2 separate regions of the Mus musculus genome follow, and region 1 is linked to region 2. A link is a loop called in an ENCODE intact Hi-C map of the cell type or tissue named here. Cell type or tissue: left cerebral cortex. All regions are shown on one strand. Each heading gives the region's core, and the rest is flanking DNA. Links, peaks and the distances in the headings are about the cores only. Region 1 overlaps Trappc3 (trafficking protein particle complex 3). Region 2 has its middle 24 kb from the start of Thrap3.

What was found. A loop is a pair of places that touch in the nucleus more often than their neighbours do. Peaks named below come from ENCODE experiments on the same cell type or tissue, not always from the same donor. Only the 100,000 strongest peaks of a DNase experiment are listed, where the experiment ranks them.
Region 1: a loop joins it to region 2, with 6 times the contacts of the local background. A loop is called at or near these places in 34 of 42 quality-filtered maps.

Annotation. Positions count from the first base shown.
Region 1 is chr4:126,273,726-126,283,658 of GRCm38, forward strand. Trappc3 (trafficking protein particle complex 3) reads left to right here. Exons shown (of 5, transcript NM_013718.2): 4 at 165-347; 5 at 1,417-2,158. The coding sequence ends at 1,536. Among named protein-coding and RNA genes, the nearest start is that of Col8a2, 8.1 kb to the right of the region's middle. In left cerebral cortex, for the core only: CTCF peaks have their summits at 167 and 4,364 (motif pointing right); DNase peaks (open chromatin) are centred at 225, 421, 2,208 and 4,379; H3K27ac peaks cover 437 bases.
Region 2 is chr4:126,221,381-126,231,397 of GRCm38, forward strand. No RefSeq gene overlaps it. Among named protein-coding and RNA genes, the nearest start is that of Thrap3, 24 kb to the left of the region's middle. In left cerebral cortex, for the core only: a CTCF peak has its summit at 5,766 (motif pointing right); DNase peaks (open chromatin) are centred at 5,780, 6,242 and 6,821; H3K4me3 peaks cover 888 bases; H3K27ac peaks cover 910 bases.

The sequences.
Region 1 (9,933 bases), core at 1-8,000, 51 kb after region 2:
AGTGCTTTGCTGTATGGTGCCTGAAGGAGAAAGAGGGAGTCCTCGTGGGCGCTTCTCTTTCCCCAGATCTCTAAAGATTCAGAGGCCACGGCTTTGTCCTCCGACCCCTTCCCAATGGCATAGTTGTCACCGTTCCCCATTGTGCTGTTGTGTGTCCCCGACAGGTGGCGTTCAAGATGTACCTGGGCATCACTCCAAGCATCACCAACTGGAGCCCAGCCGGAGATGAATTCTCCCTCATCCTGGAAAACAACCCTCTGGTGGACTTTGTGGAGCTTCCCGATAACCACTCGGCCCTCATTTACTCCAACCTCCTGTGTGGGGTGTTGCGGGGAGCCCTGGAGATGGTGAGTAGAGCATCTCTACCTCCTACAGCATCCGAGCTCGCTGGCTGTTTGGTAGCTGCATGGCTGAGAGGAGGAGAGAAAGGGCTTTGGCTTACCCAGCCTCCAAGGGAATCGTGCTGCCGAGACAAGATCCAAGTCAGACACCTCTGCCTAGGCACAGTCCCTCCTTCCTGACACTGCCGAGACAGTGCTGCTCCCTGCAAACGTGGACGGTAGCCCTGTCTCCCACTGGTTACCTGGTCACAGTCTAAGAGGCTTGAGGGCTCTTGCTTGCTTGCGGTGTCACTGTCTTTGGTGTTAGAGTATTGGGGCTGGCAATCCTGTCTCTGTGGGAAGGAATCACTCCCTTTAAAAAAGTTTGGAAGCTTTATACATTTATAGAGTGAATTTTAGCTGCTCGCGCACACGCTCTCTCTCTCTCCCCCCTCTCCCTCTCCCCCTCCCCCTCCCTCTCTCCTCTCCTCTCTCTCTCTCTCTCCCTCCCTCTCCCCCTCCCTCCCTCTCTCCTTCCCTCCTCTTCCCTCCTTCTCTCTCTCCCTCCCTCCCTCTCCCCCTCCCTCCCTCTCTCCTTCCCTCCTCTTCCCTCCTTCTCCTCTTCCCTCCTTCTCTCTCTCTCTCTCTCTCTCTCCCTCCCTCCCTCTCCCCCTCCCTCCCTCTCTCCTTCCCTCCTCTTCCCTCCTTCTCTCTCTCTCTCTCCCTCCCTCTCCCCCTCCCTCCCTCTCTCCTTCCCTCCTCTTCCCTCCTTCTCTCCCTCCCTCCCTCTCCCCCCTCCCTCCCTCCCTCCCTCCCTCTCCCCCCTCCCTCCCTCTCTCCTTCCCTCCTTCTCTCCCTCCCTCCCTCCCTCCCTCTCCCCCCTCCCTCCCTCTCTCCTTCCCTCCTTCTCTCCCTCCTTCCCTCCCTCTCCCCCCTCCCTCCCTCTCCCCCCTCCCTCCCTCTCTCCTTCCCTCCTCTTCCCTCCTTCTCCCCCTCCTCCCTCCCCTCCCTCCCTCCCTCCATGGGCATTTCTGACCTAGCTTCACTGAGGGGTCCCACAGGCTATGGTTTGGCATCTGTCCATTCTATTCCTCAGGTCCAGATGGCTGTGGAGGCCAAGTTTGTCCAGGACACTCTGAAGGGAGATGGCGTGACAGAAATCAGGATGAGGTTCATCAGGCGGATTGAAGACAACCTCCCAGCTGGAGAAGAGTAAGCATCTCTAGGACTTGGGCAGCCAAGAGGATGCCTGCTGGGATGAGAGAGGCAGGCGCTCGCTTCCTCTGCCCCTGGAACTCAGTGACTTTTAAACTGATGTTATATATTCTTCTAACCTTATTTCCATCCTCCATGCTAATAGAGAGCAGACTGATAGTCTGTTTGCCCCACAAATATGCACCTCAGAAGGGGGTTCTTTGCTCCATTTCCCTTCAGAAGGGCAGGATGTACTTGCCCTTGGTTGGACTAAGAGAGCTCAAACCATTTTACATTCCTGTGAATTTTCCAAAGCAAAGCCCACTTTGACCCCATTAAGGGACGAGCCTGATGCATCTGTTCCTGCGACTTCATGACGCCATTGGCAAATGGCTGTAGGGAATCTTGGGTTGTGGAGGGGAGGGAGAACGCTGGGAAGGGGTGGGTAAGAATTGTTGGCTGTAGTGACACTGTAGTCTGCCAGGCCACGGAAGCCAGTCCTGCCGGAAACACCGGCTTCTGGGAAGCCGCCCAGGTCTCATTCCTCCCTGCTGTTTGGAGGCAACATCTCCTCTTTTTACGGAGGGTCCATCCTTTTTTCTTACAAATTCTTCAATAAAGACACATTCTTGAGTGAAGCCCAATCCTGTCCTGTTTTCCTTCTGCTCAGCATGTGGAGTTGGACTAGAAATGAGCGTGGGAGCTGTGGGGCCTGCGAGCCGCAGGGCCGGCCCTGCCTACAGCACACAGCAGATGCTGGATTGATTCTATCTGGTCGATGATTCTATTTTCATTGGTGAAAGCCAAGGTCCGGCCGCCTGAGGTCATAAAGCTGTCAAGTGGAGGGAGACCGCAGGCTTTGAAGGACACACAATCCCTGTTCTTGACTGAAGTTCTGATGGCTGACTAGCTCTTAGGGTCACTCTCCAGCCTTGGGGCTTGGGATAGCTTTACCATGAGTGCAGGGGATTAAATGTAGGTCTCAAACAAGCCAGGCAAGCGCTCTGCACTGCTCATCCCCAGTTCCGCCCCCCCCCACACACACACACCTTTGCAAGCATCTGGAGCACACCTTTAGTCCCAGCACTCTGGAGGCAGAGGCAGGCAGATTTCCGAGTTCAAGGCCAGCCTGGTCTACAAAGTAAGTTCCAGGACAGTCAGGGGTACACAGAGAAATCCTGTCTTGAAAACAACAAACAAAAACTTAAGAAACGAAACAACAAAAGCTCCCACTTGTTTACAATAGGATTTAAGTTGTCTAGGCTGGTCTTGAATTTGTTATCCTCCTGCTAACTGGATATAGATCCTTTTCACCAGAGCTAGATAGATGGTTAAAATGATACTCTGTGTGTGTGTGTGTGTGTGTGTGTGTGTGTGTGTGTGTGCGTGCGTGCGCGCGCACTTGTGTGGGCTTTCATATGCCCACATACTGTGGCCTGCTGTGGAGATTAGAAGATAACCTTTGAGACTTGGCTTCTGCCACCCCATGTGTTCTGAGGTTCAAACTCAGGTTGTCAAGTGTGGCAGCAGGTGCCTTTATCCCAAGCCTTCTTGCCGATAGTCTTTTTTGCTTGTTTGCTTTTTTCGAGACAGGGTTTCTCTTTGTAGCCCTGGCTGTCCTGGAACTCACTTTGTAGACCAGGCTGGCCTCAAACTCAGAAATCCGCCTGTCTCTGCCTCCCGAGTGCTGGGATTAAAGGTGTGTGCCACCACGCCCGGCCTTTTTTTTTTAATGTTCTAAAATTAATTTATGTGTATGGATGTTTTGTCTGTGTGTGAGCTACTCTGTGGGTTCTGGGAATTGAATTGCAGGCCTCTGGAAGAGCACCCAACTGTCTTAACCACTAAGCCCTCTCTCCAGACGCTAGGTAACTCTTAAAGAGAGGGGGCAGAGGTTGTCTCAGGCCTGTTCTTTGGGGCAACCTAGGGCCTCGAATTTTGGCCATGTTATTGGGAAACTGGACTGAGGCTTGCCCTGGTTAATATGCCCGAGAAGAGTGTGGCAGGTCACCATGCTGGTAACACGGCTTGGTTTACAAGGATCAGACCAGGGTTCTGAGGGCTCAAGGACAAGGTGGTTTGCACAAGACTTTCTTCAGCTGTGGTAGGCCACTGGGGAATGACGTCACATTTATCCCCCCCCCCCCCCCTAGAGAGAGGGTGACCCTCTAGGATTCCATCCTTGGAGCCTCTTTCTCTCTTCCTGCAGATACAATTGTGGGCTCCGTGGCAGACCCTTTGTGTTGGTCAGCTGGAGTTGGTTGGGGCTCAGCATAATGCCATAATCCTGACCTACCAGATGTGAATGAATGAATGAATGAATGAATGAATGAAGGGGGTGAGGAGATTGGGATTCACAGGAAAAGCTCTGTGTAGTTTGTGTGGACCCTGTAAAAACCCAGCCGTCCTGCCCTGTTCTTTGGATGGCGGCTCTTCCTTCTTTCCTCTCTGGGTGCCACATTCTGCTTCACAGCAGCCATTTTGGCATGAGGTTTTTGGATATCTCTTTTCCCAGAAATACCTTAAACATCATGGGAGTTGCAAACCATGGAAACAAGGCCTCTGCAGTTGTTTTTTCCCACCTATATCCCCACAATTGAGCTGTACACACGGAGGGGGGTGCGGGGGAAGGGTACTAAAGGGTAGAGAGGGGATGCCCCAGCATCCTAACTTCCTATCCCCCCCACCTTGTGTTCACCCCTGTAGTTAATGAAATGTAGTTCAACCCTCCCTGTTATACCATCCACTCTGTTCCAGCAAGATGAGGCAGGATGGAAATGCCGACTAGTGAGGAGCGATTCTGGGGAGCCTTAACCTCTAGCCACGCTTTGCAGCTCGTAGCCACCAGAGGTCACCAGAGCATCCCGGAAAGTGACTGTTGGGACTCCAGGGTTTTGTTTTGTTTTGTTAATTTGCTCAAAGTTGCACCTGATGGGGTAAATCTTAGAGGCTTGTCAAAGCGTGGAGTATCCTTCTCTAATTACCCTCCACGAGACCCAACAGCAAAGCTCACGCGGCCACCAGGCTAGGCGTCTGCCTGCTACACTCAAGGCATTGGAAGAATCTATTGGCCAAGGCTCTCTGGCAGCACACACTCTAAAGTCAGCCTGGCCTCCTGAACTGTACGAGCTAGCTAGTGCAGAGCCCTCCCTCAACCAGTCCCCTTCCTGATTGGAGTCCAGAGTCCCAGCCCCAGGTCTGGACCCTGATGTAACTGTCCTCTTCCTGTCCCAGACCCCACCTTAGTGAGGTCTCCACATCCAGACTGCACCTCCTGGGAGGTTGGCCTCCCTCACTGGGCATCCGGGTCGGTCCAAGAAGTGACGGCAGCGGAGGCCTGAGGAGCTGAAATCGCATTAAGTAAAATTAAAATAGTCTCCTAACAAGTGGTTCATTGTGGCGTGTGAGAGGTGGGGAGTAGGAAAGCATCCTCCGTCCTCCTGGAGCTTAAGTGCTACCATGTGCTGTTCCTTGGAAGCCAGTGCTAGTGGGAGGGGAGGGTGGCGGCAGGCGGAGACACGTAGTTACCCGCTCCTGAGCCTTTGATGTAAGGCCAGGCCTGACCCCAGGACAGCCGCTGGCCATTGCAAGGGGAGCTGTGGGGTTCAGCACATTCCTGGGGGCAATTTACACTCTGGCAGGAGTAGAGGAAAGTTTCTACTGTGGAGAAGGGAAGGGGGCTACTGCAGTAGAGCTTGGGGGGGAAAGTGTTGTAAGGAGCGGTGGAGGGAGCCAAGGCACAGGGCTCCCTTGTACCTGGCTTGGGTGGAGGCCCCTGTTGGTGCTTAAAGCACCTTCTTACCGCAGCACTGGCTAGCCCAAGTTAGCCCAGAGGATGCTGGGAAGCAGCTGTTCTTTTCCTGATGCTCCTGGCTGGGACGGGTCAGCTGAGCCAGCGACTCCAACTGAGCTGGACCAGAGGAGGGGCCGGGAGGAGAGATGTGCCGGGGGGCAAGAGAACGCATGTGAGCGTGGACACACATGGTCTGGAACAAGCACTAATATTTATGGGGGAGCCGCTGTCTGCCAGTGCTGGGGGAGCTGCTGCCTCAGAGCATTACAACCTCATGACTATTCTGTGTTGCAAAAAAGGAAGGGCTGAGGTACCTAGCCGTACTTGGTACATGCCGCACGTGAACCCCGGTAATCAGGATTCGAGCGTTTCCCTCTGTCTTGAGCATGTTGTGGATGCGTTTGTGTCTCCTTGTGCTTGCTTGTGTGGAAACCTTATGACATTTTTATTTGTATTTTGCTGCGGCAGGGTTTCATGTAGCCCAGAATGGCCTCAGGCCTCAAACTCATCTTGTTGAAGAGGGTAACCCCAAACTGATTCTCCGGCCTTTGTCTCCCTAGTGCTGGGATTGCAGGCATGTGCCACCAGAGTTTGAATATTTTCTTTAATTAAAATGTAAGCTGGGTTGTGGTGGCACACACTTTTAATTCCAGCACTCGGGAGGCAGAGGCAGGTAGATCTCCGAGTTTGAGGCCAGCCTGGTCTACAGAGTGAGTTCCAGGACAGCCAGGGCTACACAGAGAAGCCCTGGACACACACACACACACACACACACACAGAGAGAGAGAGAGAGAGAGAGAGAGAGAGAGAGAGAGAGAGAGAGAGAGGAAAGACAGAGACAGAGACAGAGAAAAGGCCTGCAAAATAGCTTAGCGTGCAGAGACAGGCGTTACCAAGCCTGATAACCTGAGTTTGACCCCCTAGAACTTACATGCTAGGAGAGAATCAATTCCTGAAAGTTGTCCTCTGATCCCCCACATGTGCTGTGACACACAAGAGTGTGCACACATATAATAAATGTAAAAACCAGAGGGCTGGAGAGATGGTTCAGTGGTGCAGAGCAGTGACTGCCCTTCAGAGCACACTCACGGGGGCTCACAATGAGCTCTAACTCATTTTCCAAGGAGACAGAAGCCCCCTTCTGGCCTGCACAGGCACCAGATGTGCACACAGTACACAGATTTACACGCAAGCAAAGCATCCACACATTAAAAGAGAATATGTTTTGGCAGGGCAGTGATGGCTCACACCTTTAATCCCAGCACTTGGGAGGCAGAGGCAGGTGGATCTCTGAGTTTGAGGCCAGCCTGGTCTACAGAGTGAGTTCCAGGACAGCCAGGGCTACACAGAGAAACCCTGTCTCAAACAAACAAAACAAACAAACAAACAAACAGATCTATATTAACTGGCCTAGACTCAACTGTATTTGCCAGGAGCTTCTGCCCATTGCTGTAAGCAGTGTAAGGGGAGGAGAAGCTGAAAGTGAGAGGTGAGTGGTCGCAGCTCTGCCCTCTGTGGCCGCTGGACATCTGTTGTGGATGCTGAGCCTGTGTTTTCAGGAAACGCCATTACGAAAACACTTACTTGCTGTTTGAAAGGTGCGACAAAAGAAGGTCAGTGTGTCAACTTCTTAGCGTAGACACAGAAATCCCTGATTGGCAGTTATAATTAATGTGGCTGTTACCGGGGAGCTGTCTTGCAAAGCCAGCATATGGATGCATGAGTGTGTGAGGAGGGTTGTGGCAGGGTAGTCTTGTGAAGATGTCGTATCTGTGTTGCTCATTGCTGAACCCCCAAGCACCTAGCATAGCTTTTCAGTACAAGGTATGCGCTCAGTAAATGTTCACTAAGTGCTGACTGTGTCAGAGGTGGAAAGGCTCTGAGGAAGAGGAGGATGTGGGTAAATCCACAGGACCCTGTGCATAATCGGGGGACTCAGTACAAAATGAAAATGTGGAGCCAGGGGGATGTGCCAGCAGGCAAGGTCCTCTCGTGTGCATGGAGAGTCCACACAAATCCAGACACAGTGGCACATGCCTGATAGTCTGATGTAGGTGGTGGCAAACAGGAGACCCTGTCTGAAACAGGATGGAAGACAAGGGCTGACACCAAGTGGTTAGCGTTGGACTTCCACTTCCACACCACAGCATGTGCATACCCAAGCTCACACACACACACACACACACACACACACACACACACACACAGAGAGAGAGAGACAGAGAGAAACAGAGAGAGACAGAGAGACAGAAACAGAGACAGACAGAGACAGAGACACAGAATCCTTTGTTTAGAAATTATTTTGAATTTCAAGATGATTAGCAGGGCTAGATGCCCACATTAGTGGGGAGCCCTGGGGGAACCTCCATAGTCAACTCTTGACTCCACCTGTCTATAGAGCATCCTTATTCTTGGCCCTTCCCCTGGAACAATTGCCAACTTGTTGAGGAGAGTAGAGGGCCCGCCCCAGGGAGCATGAAGACAGGAAGGCTGCTCAGTATAGGCAGGTCAGGAGACCACAGAAGACAGATCCAATGGCCTTTAGATTCTCACCCCCTGCCAGAAAGCCCCGCCAGTGCCTGAGAGACTCTTGCTGTCTTCTAACCCCCAGAACTCACCTCCCACCTTCAAGCAGGCCACCGGGTGGTCTGGGCACATGTGGTCACATTTAGATGTTGATTGAAGCAAAATTGTTATAAGATTAGAATAGTTAAGGTAACTTTAATTTCCACTGCATTACTGGGATTTTTGAAGCTGGAGCTAAGAATCCCCTGGGGTGGAAACTGTACAAGGGGCGGAGGGCGTGGGGGTGGTGGGGAGAGGTGGCGGGAGAGCTCCATTTTCCTCCGCTGTGGAGAAACAGGCCCTTGACAACCAAAATGGCTGAAAGCATCGAGCTAGAGGAGAGATGAACTTCCTAGGAATCTCAGAACCAGGAGTCCGGTTGGTCCTCTAGCAGATGTAGGAGTGGGGGGCGGTCCCTGGTGGAACAGGAATTTGCCAACGCCACCCCCCTCCCAGACTATTTGCATGCCCCGGGCCACACATCTGTGCAAACATCCCTTCCCTCAGTTTGCCAGACAGAAGGGTGGCAAAGGGGGGTGTCTTATCCAGGGCCTCAGCGGACGCGACTGGAGATGGAGGGGTGCACGCGCGCACGCGGGGGCTGGGGGGTGCTTTACATTGGTATAACAAAACAAATTTAGGAATGGAGAACCGTGGTAATGGAAACGAGGATTAGTAACATGAATTGTTGTTAAATGTTGGTGATAAAGATTCCTGACATTTATTTTAAGTCAGCGCCTGATTTTGTCTGAGCCACTACTACTCCCCAGACTTTTATTAAACCCTCTGTTATTATTCTCTCTCCCTCTGGCTCGAACAGTGTTCATTTCTCACAGTTCTGAAGGTTGGAAAGCCTAGGATCAGAGTGCCAGAATGGTCAGATTCTTGGTGAAGCCTTCCAGGCTTATACTTACAGACAGACGTTTGTATCTTTAGGCAATTGGCACAGTTGCTGTCTCTTCAAAGAGACCCTCTGGCACAGGGAGAGTCCCTGGGACGCCAACTCACTTCCTTCTCATCTGTGTGACCACCATGAGTAAGACAGTTAATCCCTCTAAGCCTCAGTTTCCCCACTTGCCAAGCGGAGACATTAATACCAATGACCTCAAAGTGTGCACTGAGTGCCACAGTCGTTAGGGACTGCCCCCCATAGTTCCCTCCTTTGCAGAGAAGAAGGTTGAGGCTTTAAGAAATGAGGCTGCTTGCCCCCAATCACAGAGGTGGCTCTGGACCTCAAACTAAGGCTGATCTCTGAACCAAGAGGCCCATGCCAGTACTGTGCTGCAGGGGCTACATAAGGAAGGGTATCTGCCTGGTCTGGTTCAGTGTAACCACCCATACATTTGGTACCTCTGCTCAGGACTGCAGTAGTCTCTGAGTCCTCACTGGACAGCCTACAATCCTCTTTTTTATTTGTTTGTTTGTTTGTTTATTTATTTTTGGTTTTTTGAGACAGGGTTTCTCTGTGTAGCCTTGGCTGTCCTGGAATTCACTCTGTAGACCAGGCTGGCCTCGAACTCAGAAATCCGCCTGCCTCTGCCTCCCTAATGCTGGATTAAAGGCGCGCGCCACCACTACCTGGCAGTTTCTGATTCTTCTCATAAGCTTCGGACTCAGAGAGGGCCAAGGAACAGGTTGCGAGAGGCAGAGCTGACCACAGTTGTCCAGATACGACCAGAGGGAGCAAAGGTAGAAGCGTCTAGCTGCTGAGCTGGGCAGACTGGTCAGGAGTCTGGCCTAGCCTAGCCTTGGAACTGTCCTCTGCCTCTGGCTCGTCCAGGACTTTTATTTCTGGCCTTTTAGTTCTAATAGGAGACCATGACCACGAGGCAGGGCTGTCTCAATTTCTGGGCAGCAGGCTGGGGTCAGGTAGCTAGAGCCCACCGGGTATACAGGGCTCTTTATGCTTAGTGAGCTCTAGGGACACAGGACCTAACCATTCCTGTGCTGGTTGCAGTACACTGGGCAAGGGAGGAGAAAGGGCCCACTAGGAGTGGTCTGTGGCACTGTGATCAGGTCTGAAGGGCTCGGAGGGACATGGAAGGGCTATATCAGGAGACT
Region 2 (10,017 bases), core at 1,440-9,439:
CTTCCCAAGCTCCACTCAATATCAAGCCAGTCACACTCTTGTCTACCCAAAGTAATAGAGAGTTTAATAAATAGTTTCAGTGGAGAAATATGGGAAGATTGGATGGTGGTCAAGGTTGTACAATCATATGCCATTGAATATACATTTAAAAATAATGCAAATGAAGCCAGGTGGTGGCGGCACATACTTTTAATCCCAGCACTCGGGAGGCAGAGGCAGGTGGATTTCTGAGTTCGAGGCCAGCCTGGTCTACAGAGTGAGTTCCAGGACAGTCAGGGCTACACAGAGAAACCCTGTCTCGAAAAATAAAAACAAAACAGAACAAAACAAACCTTTATAAACTGACATTTGCCTATGTGCCAACATCTGTCTTCTCTCTGTCCAGAAGCAGTCCTTTGTCTGTCTGTGAGTTCCCTGCCTCCCCATATCTTTTCCCCCTTTCCCTCTTCCCTAAAGATCTCCTGTCTTTATCCTTTATCCCTGTTTTCTGCTCCTCCTGGGTAAATAAATCTCCTTCGTGCTGAGAACTTGGTCTTAGGGTGCCTTGAGCTGACTCCTGGGTTCCCTACAAGAAAGATCAGAGGTTAGAGGTCATTCCTGGCCATACAATGAGGTCAAACCCAACCTGGTCTACAGGAGAACCTGTCTGAAACAAACAAACAAACAAACACCCCGTTTGTATTTGTGTAACCCCATTCAATAAAATAAAAAATAAATTAAGTTAAAGTGAACTGAGACTAGTGACACATACCTGTAATCTGAGCACTTAGGAGGCAGAGGCAGGAGGATTGTGAGTTTGAGGCCAGCCTGGTCTATAGTATATCAAGATTTTATCCTTAAATGGGGGGGCGGTTAAAATTAATTGTATGTACTTTTTTTTTATTTGCATTTGAAATGATACCCAGGACCTCTGCTAGGCAAACACAGCTAATCTGCATTCCAGTTTTTTTTTTTTTTTTTTTTGGATGGCTCGAGGTCTACAGAGTGAGTTCCAGAACAGCCAGGGCTACACAAAGAAACCCTGTCTTGAAAAACCAAAAAAAAAACAAAAAACAAAAAACAAAAAAAAAGGACCTAACTCAGATTATGTTTCTTTTGTTTGTTTTTTGTTGTTGTTGTTGTTTTTTTTTTTTCCAAGACTGGGCTGTCCTGGAACTCAATCTGTAGACAGGCTGGCCTCGAACTCAGAAATCCGCCTGCCTCTGCCTCCCAAGTGCTGGGATCAAAGGCGTGCGCCACCAGGGCCCTGCTCAGATTCTGCTTCAAACAAAGCAGCCGAGGGCTTAGGATGCAGCTCAGCTGTAGACCATCCACCATCCATCTGTCTAGTGCTCACACGGCCCTGGGCAAATCCCTAGGTCTGCATAAACCTACGCAAAACGAGGGCCAGAATCTGTTTAGAGGAAGGGCCACTGAAGGGCCACTTGCATTCGAATCAGGTGTCTGGGTTCCACCCCCGGGACACACCCGGTGGCTGGGGAGAGCCGACTCTGGAAAGTTGTTCTCTGCGTTCCACTCAAAGGCTGTGCGTGATACACTCACTCAAGAGCACACACGTTCAGGGGCTGGAGAGATGGCTCAGTGGGTAAGAGCACTGACTGCTCTTCCAAAGGTTCTGAGTTCAAATCCCAGAAACCACATGGTGGCTCATAACCACCGGTAATGAAATATGAGCCTTTTTCTGGTGTTTCTGGAGACAACTACAGTGTGCTTTCATATAAGAATAAATAAATCCTTAAAAAAAAAAAAAGACAAAAGAAACGTGATTTTTGCTTTGTGGAATTTGTGTTTGTTTATTTTTATTTTGGTTTGGGTTTTTGTTTGTTTGTTTGTTTGTTTGTTTTTTGACGTAGGGTCTAAGGAACTTGGCTGTGTACACCAGGCTGACCTCAAACTCACACACACCTGCCTGCCTCTGCCTCTTTAGTGCTGGGATTAAAGGTGTGCACCACCACACTCCGCTTACATAAGTACTTTTTTAAAAGTGACATTAGCTAGGTGTGGTGGCGCTCGCCTTTAATCCCAGCACTCCGGAGGCAGAGGCAGGCGGATTTCTGAGTTCGAGGTCAGCCTGGTCTACAGAGTGAGTTCCAGGACAGCCAGGACTATACAGAGAAACCCTATCTCAAAAAACCAAAAAAAAAAAAAAAGTGACATTAGTCGGAGCATGTGAGGTGGTGTGGCGCAGTGAGAGTGCTTCCTCTTGCAAAAAGCTCTGGGTTTGATCCCGAGCATCAAAAAGAAAATAACAGTTTGTACTTCCAAACAAAAATATCTCACCTTATGCTTCCTACTCTATTTCTTTATTTTTTGACTAAAAATAAATGTATTCTAGTGTATTGGTGTTTTGCCTGTATGCCTGTGCCTGGTACCTGTGGAGGCCAGAAAGAGGCAGCAGAGTTCCAGCTGCTATGTGGGTGATGGGAATTGACCCCAGGGCCTCTGGAAGCGCTTCTAAACATTTTTTTTTTTTTGAGGTAGGGAGTTGAGACAGGATTTCTCTTTGTAGCCCTGGTTCTTCTAGAACTCTCTAAGTAAACCAAACTGGCTTCAAACTCAGAGATCTACCTGCCTCTGCCTCCTGTGTCCTGGGATTAACGGCATGAGCCATTGCACCTGGCCTAAAACTTTAGTTTTAGTATGTTACTGTTGAGCTGCAGTGACACATCAGTAAATTTTAAACTAATCCAAGTGTCACGTAGACACGTAGAATCAAATCAGGCTGACTCTTACTGCCTCATGCCGTCCCTGTTCACTCTGAAATGGCTGTTTAACCCTTAGGAACCCATCTTGTCCTAGAGATGGAAAGGTTAGGTGGGCTCACAGAGCTCGATGACACGGAACTACCATGGGGTTATTTGTAAAGCCTCGTGGCAGTCTGGGGGAGATGGCTCAGCAGCGACGTGTGTTTTCTGTACGAGCCCTGGGGCCTGAGTGCGTCCTCGGCTCCCATGCAAAAAGACAGATATGGCTAGTTACTCCAGCCCAGAGGTGGGGAAGCAGAGACTAATAGAGCCCTCTGGCCAGCCACTCAATAGCCTAAGGCAGGCTCCACATTAAAGAGTCCTAGTTCCCAGCCTAGACTTCTGACCCTCAGCCCTGCAGGCACAATTGAGAATACACATGCATAACAGAAACACACACACACACACACACACACACACACATTTCTAGAGCCATTTAGAACTCAGAACAATAAAATATTCTTTTTAGATAAAAGTTTTATCTTATTTATCTTATTTATTTATTTACTTACTTACTTAGAGACAGTTCCATACAGCCTAGACTGGCTGCCTGATCCTCTTGCTTCTACCTCCTGAATGTTGGGATTACGTGTGTGTGTGTGTGTGTGTGTGTGTGTGTGTGTGTGTGTACCACAATCATTTTATTTGGTGATGGGTACCAAATCCAAGATTTCATGTGTACTAGGCAAACACTCTACCAACTGAGCTATGCCCTTAGCACTTAGAAAGATATTTTAAAACTGCCCTTGTGGGCTGGAGAGATGGCTCAGTGGTTAAGAAAACTGCCTGCACTTACAGAGGTCCTGAGTTCAAATCCCAGCAACCACATGGTGGCTCACAAACATCCATAATGAGATCTGACGTCCTCTTCTGGTGTGGTGGTGGCATCGCATGCCTTCTATCCCAGTACTCAGCGGGTAGAGGCAGGTGGATCTCTATGTTCAAGACCAGTCTGGTGTCTCCAGTTCCAGGACAGCCAGGGCTACCCAGAGAAACCCTGTCTTAAAAAATGAACGAAACAGGGGCTGGTGAGATGGCTCAGTGGGTAAGAGCACCCGACTGCTCTTCCAAAGGTCAGGAGTTCAAATCCCAGCAACCACATGGTGGCTCACAACCATCCCTAACGAGGTCTGACTCCCTCTTCTGGAGTGTCTGAGGACAGCTACAGTGTACTTACATATAATAAATAAATAAATTAAAAAAAAAAAAATGAACGAAACAAAACAAACAAAAACCAAACAATGCTGGGCAGTGGTGGCGAATGCCTTTAATCACTTAAAGTGCAGCACTTGGGAGGCAGAGGCAGGTGAATTTCTGAGTTCGAGGCCAGCCTGGTCTACAGAGTGAGTTCCAGGACAGCCAGGGCTACACAGAGAAACCCTGTTTTGAAAAACAACAACAACAAAACAAAACAAAACAAAAACACCACCAACACCCCCCCAAGAAAACCAAAAAACAATAACAACAACCCTGACACTGCTTAACATGTTACTTCAAGGAAATCATCAAAAAAGAAAAGCAACATTTATTTTTATATATGTTCTTTTCTATAAAATATTTGTGTGTGTTTATGTGTATACTCCTGAGGACGCCAGAGGTGTCCTGTAGAGCCAGACTTACTAGCAATAATGAGGTGGTTTGTTTTTTTTTTTTTAGTTTTTTTTTTTTAAGAGTTATTTATTTATTATATGTAAATACACTGTAGCTGTCTTCAGATGCACCAGAAGAGGGCATCAGATCCCATTACAGATGGTTATGAGCCACTATGTGGTTGCTGGGACTTGACCTCAGGACCTCTGGAAGAGCAGTCAGTGCTCTTAACCACTGAGCCATCTCTCCAGTCCAAGGTGGTTTTTTAAAAATATAATTTATTGGGCTGGAGAGATGGCTCAGCAGTTAAGAGCACTGACTGCTTTTCCAGAGGTCCTGAGTTCAATTCCCAGCAACCACATAGTGGCTCATAACCATCTGTAATGGGATCTGATGCCCTCTTCTGGTGTGTCTGAAGACAGCTACAGTGTATTTACATATAATAAATAAGTCTTAAAAATATATATATATATAATTTATTTTTATGTTCATTGGTGTTTTGCCTGCATATATGTCTGTGTAAGGGTGTCAGAAGCCCTGAAAGTGGAGTTACAGACAGTTGTAAGCTGTCATGTGGGTGCTGGGAATTGAACCCAGGTACTCTGAAAGAGCAGCCCATGGTTTTAACCACTGAGTCACCTCTCCAGCCCCTTGTGTGTGTTCTCAAGTATTCACAAATCATATACTTTTAGCACCCACACCCAGGGCTGACTTTGCCGGGGATCTTATCCTTGGGAGGTACCTCCTAGCTCTTTTGGATCTGTCCTGAAAACTGTGGACCAGAACTGGCTGGCTGGAGCTGCCCCCAGGAAACAGTCAAGCCATCACCCAAGGTACAGGCCTAGAACCTTGTAATTTGGGAAGTAAAGGTGGTAGGATCGCCTTCTTGGGCTCCAATAGGAGGCCTCCCGTGACAATCTCCTCTCTCGAATCTGCATAACTATTTTTCTTTTCCATCCTAGAATACTTCTTGCCCAGGTCTGCCACTGGTGCTACAATAACAGGTTCACGCTCAATGCCCTAGTCAATTGGGACATCATAGTATGTCTGCCCCAAAGCAGAGTGATTTCGGGAACGGTGGGGAATACAGAGGGGTTGAGGATGTCATGATCTCCAAAGCCGAGGACAGGCTTCATGACTAACAAGGACACACGCGGTCCAGGAGGGCCTTGAACTCACTCGAGCAGCAGAGGCTCATCTTGCACCCTTTACTTCCCAAATTACGAGGTTGAAGGCGTGTACCATCACACTCAGACTGACTGTCAACATTTCTATATGTTAGATCAACGATACGATGGCTTCATTCCATCACAAAGCCCCAATCTGCAGGTGAGGAAATAGAAGCCAACAAAATCAGGGTACCAGTCTAAAATATCCTGGCAAAAAGCTGGGAGCCAGTGTCAATTCTTCCATCTGTACATGCTCATTTGACCACCAGGGGGAGACAGATGCCCGTTAATGGAGAGGTCGGGGTATCCGGCAAGGGGTTAGTCACCGCGAATGCTCTTTTGAGAGCGTCTCAGGGGACTAGCGAGCCTAGGGTATCTTGGTACAGAAAGAGTGTGTAGGGGTTGAGGGAGGTGTTGTAAGAGAGCCAGGGTTCAGGAACGTTGGCGGCTGGAGGAGGAGCCAAGAACGTTTTGTGGCCTCCTGGCTCTGCCTTTTCTGACCCTGTTGGGAAAAGGGCAGCATTAGGGAAAAGGAGGTTTCTCTGGATGGGGTGGGCCCCTGCCTCCACCTCCCATCTCCTCAGAGACGCTCGGAGTCTTGAATAGACCGGACATTCCTAAGTTTTCTGGCAAGGAAACCAGGAAATCAGACCTTGAGCCAGCCTCCTTTCAGGTCCAGCCAGTTCATTGGAAGCAGCCTTTGCCCCAGGACTTCCCGGAAAAGGCCCACTGTGCCAGGGGAGCCACCCTCGGGCTTCTGCCGCAGATGCCTCTAAGATGTACCGCTGCGCTGCCCACTCTCCCTGGCTATGGGTTAAACCCATCTCCTGAGCTCAAGTTCTGTACAGTTCTCTGTGTGACACTTCTGTGGGTCTCCTTAAGTCCTTTCCACCGTTCCTTGTACACGAATACCAGTGTCTGTGGGATTGGATTGGACCTAGAAGGTTTGGAATTGTCGTTGTCGTTGATCCTTTTTCCATTTCCCATGACCAATGAGCTTTTCTGTGTACTCTGTCCATCTCTTGGTTTCCACCACGCAGTGAGCCAAGTCCCCAGCATCTCGTCACTAGGACCCATTTCTACAGCAAGTTCCACTGCCACTCTTCCTTCAATACCTTTTCCAGGTGACAGTCGTGATAACCTGGTTACATCCCCTACCTGATGAACCTGTCCCAGTAGCTCCCTTACCGCTCCTTTTATTAAATAAGTTATTGTTATTTGTGTGTGCGTTGGGGGTGGGGAGACACACATGGGGAAGTCAGTTGCAACTTTGTAGAGTCTATTCTTTCCCTGTACTTTTAGAGGGGTTCCTGGGTTCACTGATGAGTCATCTTGCTGTCCCCACCTCCTGGGGTTTTGTTTATTACTTTTTTGGTTCTTTAAACAGAGTCTCACTGAATAGTCAGAGCTGGTCTCAAGTTCGCAATTCTTCTGCCTGAATGACTAGTGCTGGGATTGTGGGATCACGGGTATGAACCACCCCACGGTGCTTCCAGTGTGCTTGCAATAAACATTAGATTCCTCGGTGGCAGGGTTCCTGAATGAGCTGGCCCTTCCTATCTCTGTGAGACCCAACCCCCCTCATTTTCTATGGTTCATCTACCCCGGCCCCATTCACTACAGGCCTTTGTAGAGTTGCCTCTACCTGAAACCCCAAACCTTTGCACTAGGAACTCTTGGGGATCTCAGCTCCAGCTCCTTTCTCAGGGATGCCCTGCTTCATCTCCATGACTGGGGTCAGATCTCTTACTCGTTTTTCTAATGCCACACACTTAGCTGCTTCAGGGCTATCAAGGCTGTAATTATGTATTTGTTTGAAATACTGCTTAGTTATTAATGGACCTCTATTAAGGACTACATCAAGTTTTGCCCACTTAAAAACAATCTCCGGGGCAGGTGAGGTGGCTGGGTAGACAAAATGGTGGGGTCCAAACTTAAATGTTTGCAAGATGGGTACTTTGCCAACAGCACCATCTCCCCAGCTCAGTGTATCTGGTTTATTTGGTTTGGTTTTTCCAGACAGGGTTTCTCTGTGCCTTGGCTGTCCTGGAACCCAATTTGTAGACCAGGCTGGCCTTGGATGCATAGAGATCAACCTGTCTCTCCATCCCGACTAAAGATGTGTGCCACCACTGCCCAGTTGCTTTGAGTTTTTTTTAATTTTTTTCCCCAGACATGGTTTTACTGTGTAGCTGTAGTTGGCCGGACTCCCTCTGTAGACCAGGCTAGTCTTGAATTCAGAGGTCCACCTGCTCTGCCTCTGAGTGCTAGAATTAAAGCACACTGGTCCAATAACTTGTTCCTTCAACAATTGACTATATTGGTTACCCACTTTCTCTTCTTCTCCTTTTTTTTTTTTAAGATTTATTTATTTAACACACACACACTGTAGGCTGTACAGATGGTAATGAGCCATCATGTGGTTGCTGGGATTTGAACTCAGGACCTTCTGAAGAGCAGTCAGTGCTCTTAACTGCTGAGCCATTTCTCCAGCCCCCACCCATTTTCTTTTCATCCAGGTCAGGTCTGTGACATTTTTTTTTGTCTGAACCTTGGTGACCCCTTCTTGCCTCCTGGTGTATAATCAACCCCTATTGAGCAGTTTCCCCCCAGAAGTCCAAGAGTATTCTAATGAATCTCTAATCTTATGTCACCATCCCTACTTAACAGCCTTCAGTGGTTCCTGAGTCCTGAGAATAAAAACCTAAGTTTGTAAGCATAGCTTTCCAAGGCCTTACCTATGTGGTTCCCCTCATAGCAAGCGCCTTTTTTTTTTTTTTTTTTTTTTTTTTGAGACAGGGTTTCTCTGTGTAGCCCTGGCTGTCCTGGAACTCACTTTGTAGACCAGGCTGGCCTCGAACTCAGAAATCCGCCTGCCTCTGCCTCCCGAGTGCTGGGATTAAAGGCGTGCGCCACCACGCCCGGCTGCAAGCTCCTTCTTAAGAATTGGGTCTAACTCAACAAATAGAGAGTGCCTCTTCTGCTGGGCAGTGGGTACTGCTTTCATCGGAAAACCCCAGACCGCGTCCATCATGTTTATGCACATATGGATACAGGCACGTAGCTGTTTCCCACACAGCCCTTTGCTTGCCTAGAGAGCCATCTTTCTCCTTTCCACCTTGCTGACCTTGCCAGTCAACACCCAGCCCCCCAGGTGAAAGCCACCTGGCCTAGCTTGCTAACCTGCTGGACTCCTGGGGCACACCCTGCTGCTCCGAGCTCTCACAGCACTGACCCCACGTTGTACTTTCATATTTGTTTGTGTGGTCTGATTAATGTCCACCTCCTGCCGTTTCAGGAAGCTCAGAGCCTCTGGGCTTGGTTTCTGCTTAACCACCTTATCCCTCTGGCACTTAGCAGCTGCTCCACAATTTACTGACTGAACAAATGAATAAATGCTTTCCTAAGCGTACTCAAGAGGACACTGCCTTCCAGGGAGACGCCAGTGGGGGGCTGGGAAGGGCATGTGAAGAACTTCCATTGTGGCCCAGAATGGCTAACCCCTTCCTGGCCTCCCCAGCCGTGCCATGCCTGTGACTTATACCCTGCATCCTGCCCATCTCCCCAGCCCTCTGTAGCTACTCTCTGGAACACTCCTTCAGGCACCCATAAAGCATCTCACATGCTGACTCCTGCTTGAACTTCTCCCTAGGCGGCCATGCCAGCTCTGACCTTTTACGCCTCCTTCCCCAGCTTCCTAAGTGCTAGGATAAAGGCCAGGCCAACAGGCCCACAACTCCTTTTTAGTTTCTCAAAAGGGAAGCAAACTCACATATTTATGTGTCCCCAGACAAGTTAGAAGCTTTGAACCACACTGAAAATTCAGTTTGCATTCATTGGCTTAGACAGTAAGGGAAATCGCTTGGAGGTGGGTTTGCTTTAAAATGTTTTGGCTTTGAATTTATTACTGTGTGCATGGTGTATGTGTGGGCACATGGAGGTCAGAGGGTAACTCTGTAGAGTCAGTTCTCTCCTCCGGCAGCTTGTACTTGTACTGTAAGTACCTTCACCAGCCGGAAATAGGCCTGCTTTAGGTTTTATGGTTGGTTAATTAGGTGGTTGGTGTTCAAAGACTTAGATTTCTGGGACTGCGGCTCAGTGTTACAAGACTTGCCTGACGTGCATGCAAGATGCCCCAGATCCAATCCCCAGTACTGAAAAATGAATGAATGAATGAATGAATGAATGAATGAAAGAGAAAAAACACACTCCCAGCATTGGCAGACTTAGGCTCTCAATGCTGCCATCTTTGCTTTGGCTTTGTTTGCAGGCTGCTTAGTGGGGTGTGAACTAACCTTCAGCTTCACGATGTGAATTTCCATCACAGAAGCGGGGCTTCTCTCATGGTGCTATCATGTGGCAAATAACCACACAAGAGCAATTTAAAGTTTGCCTCACTTTCTAGCTGTTTCTAGCTGCAGGTGGTCCATGAGGTGAGGGTCACACTGTGGGCCAGGCCTAAGGCCATCTGAAGGCTGGACCGAGTCTCATAACTGCTGGCAGAGGCTTCAGTG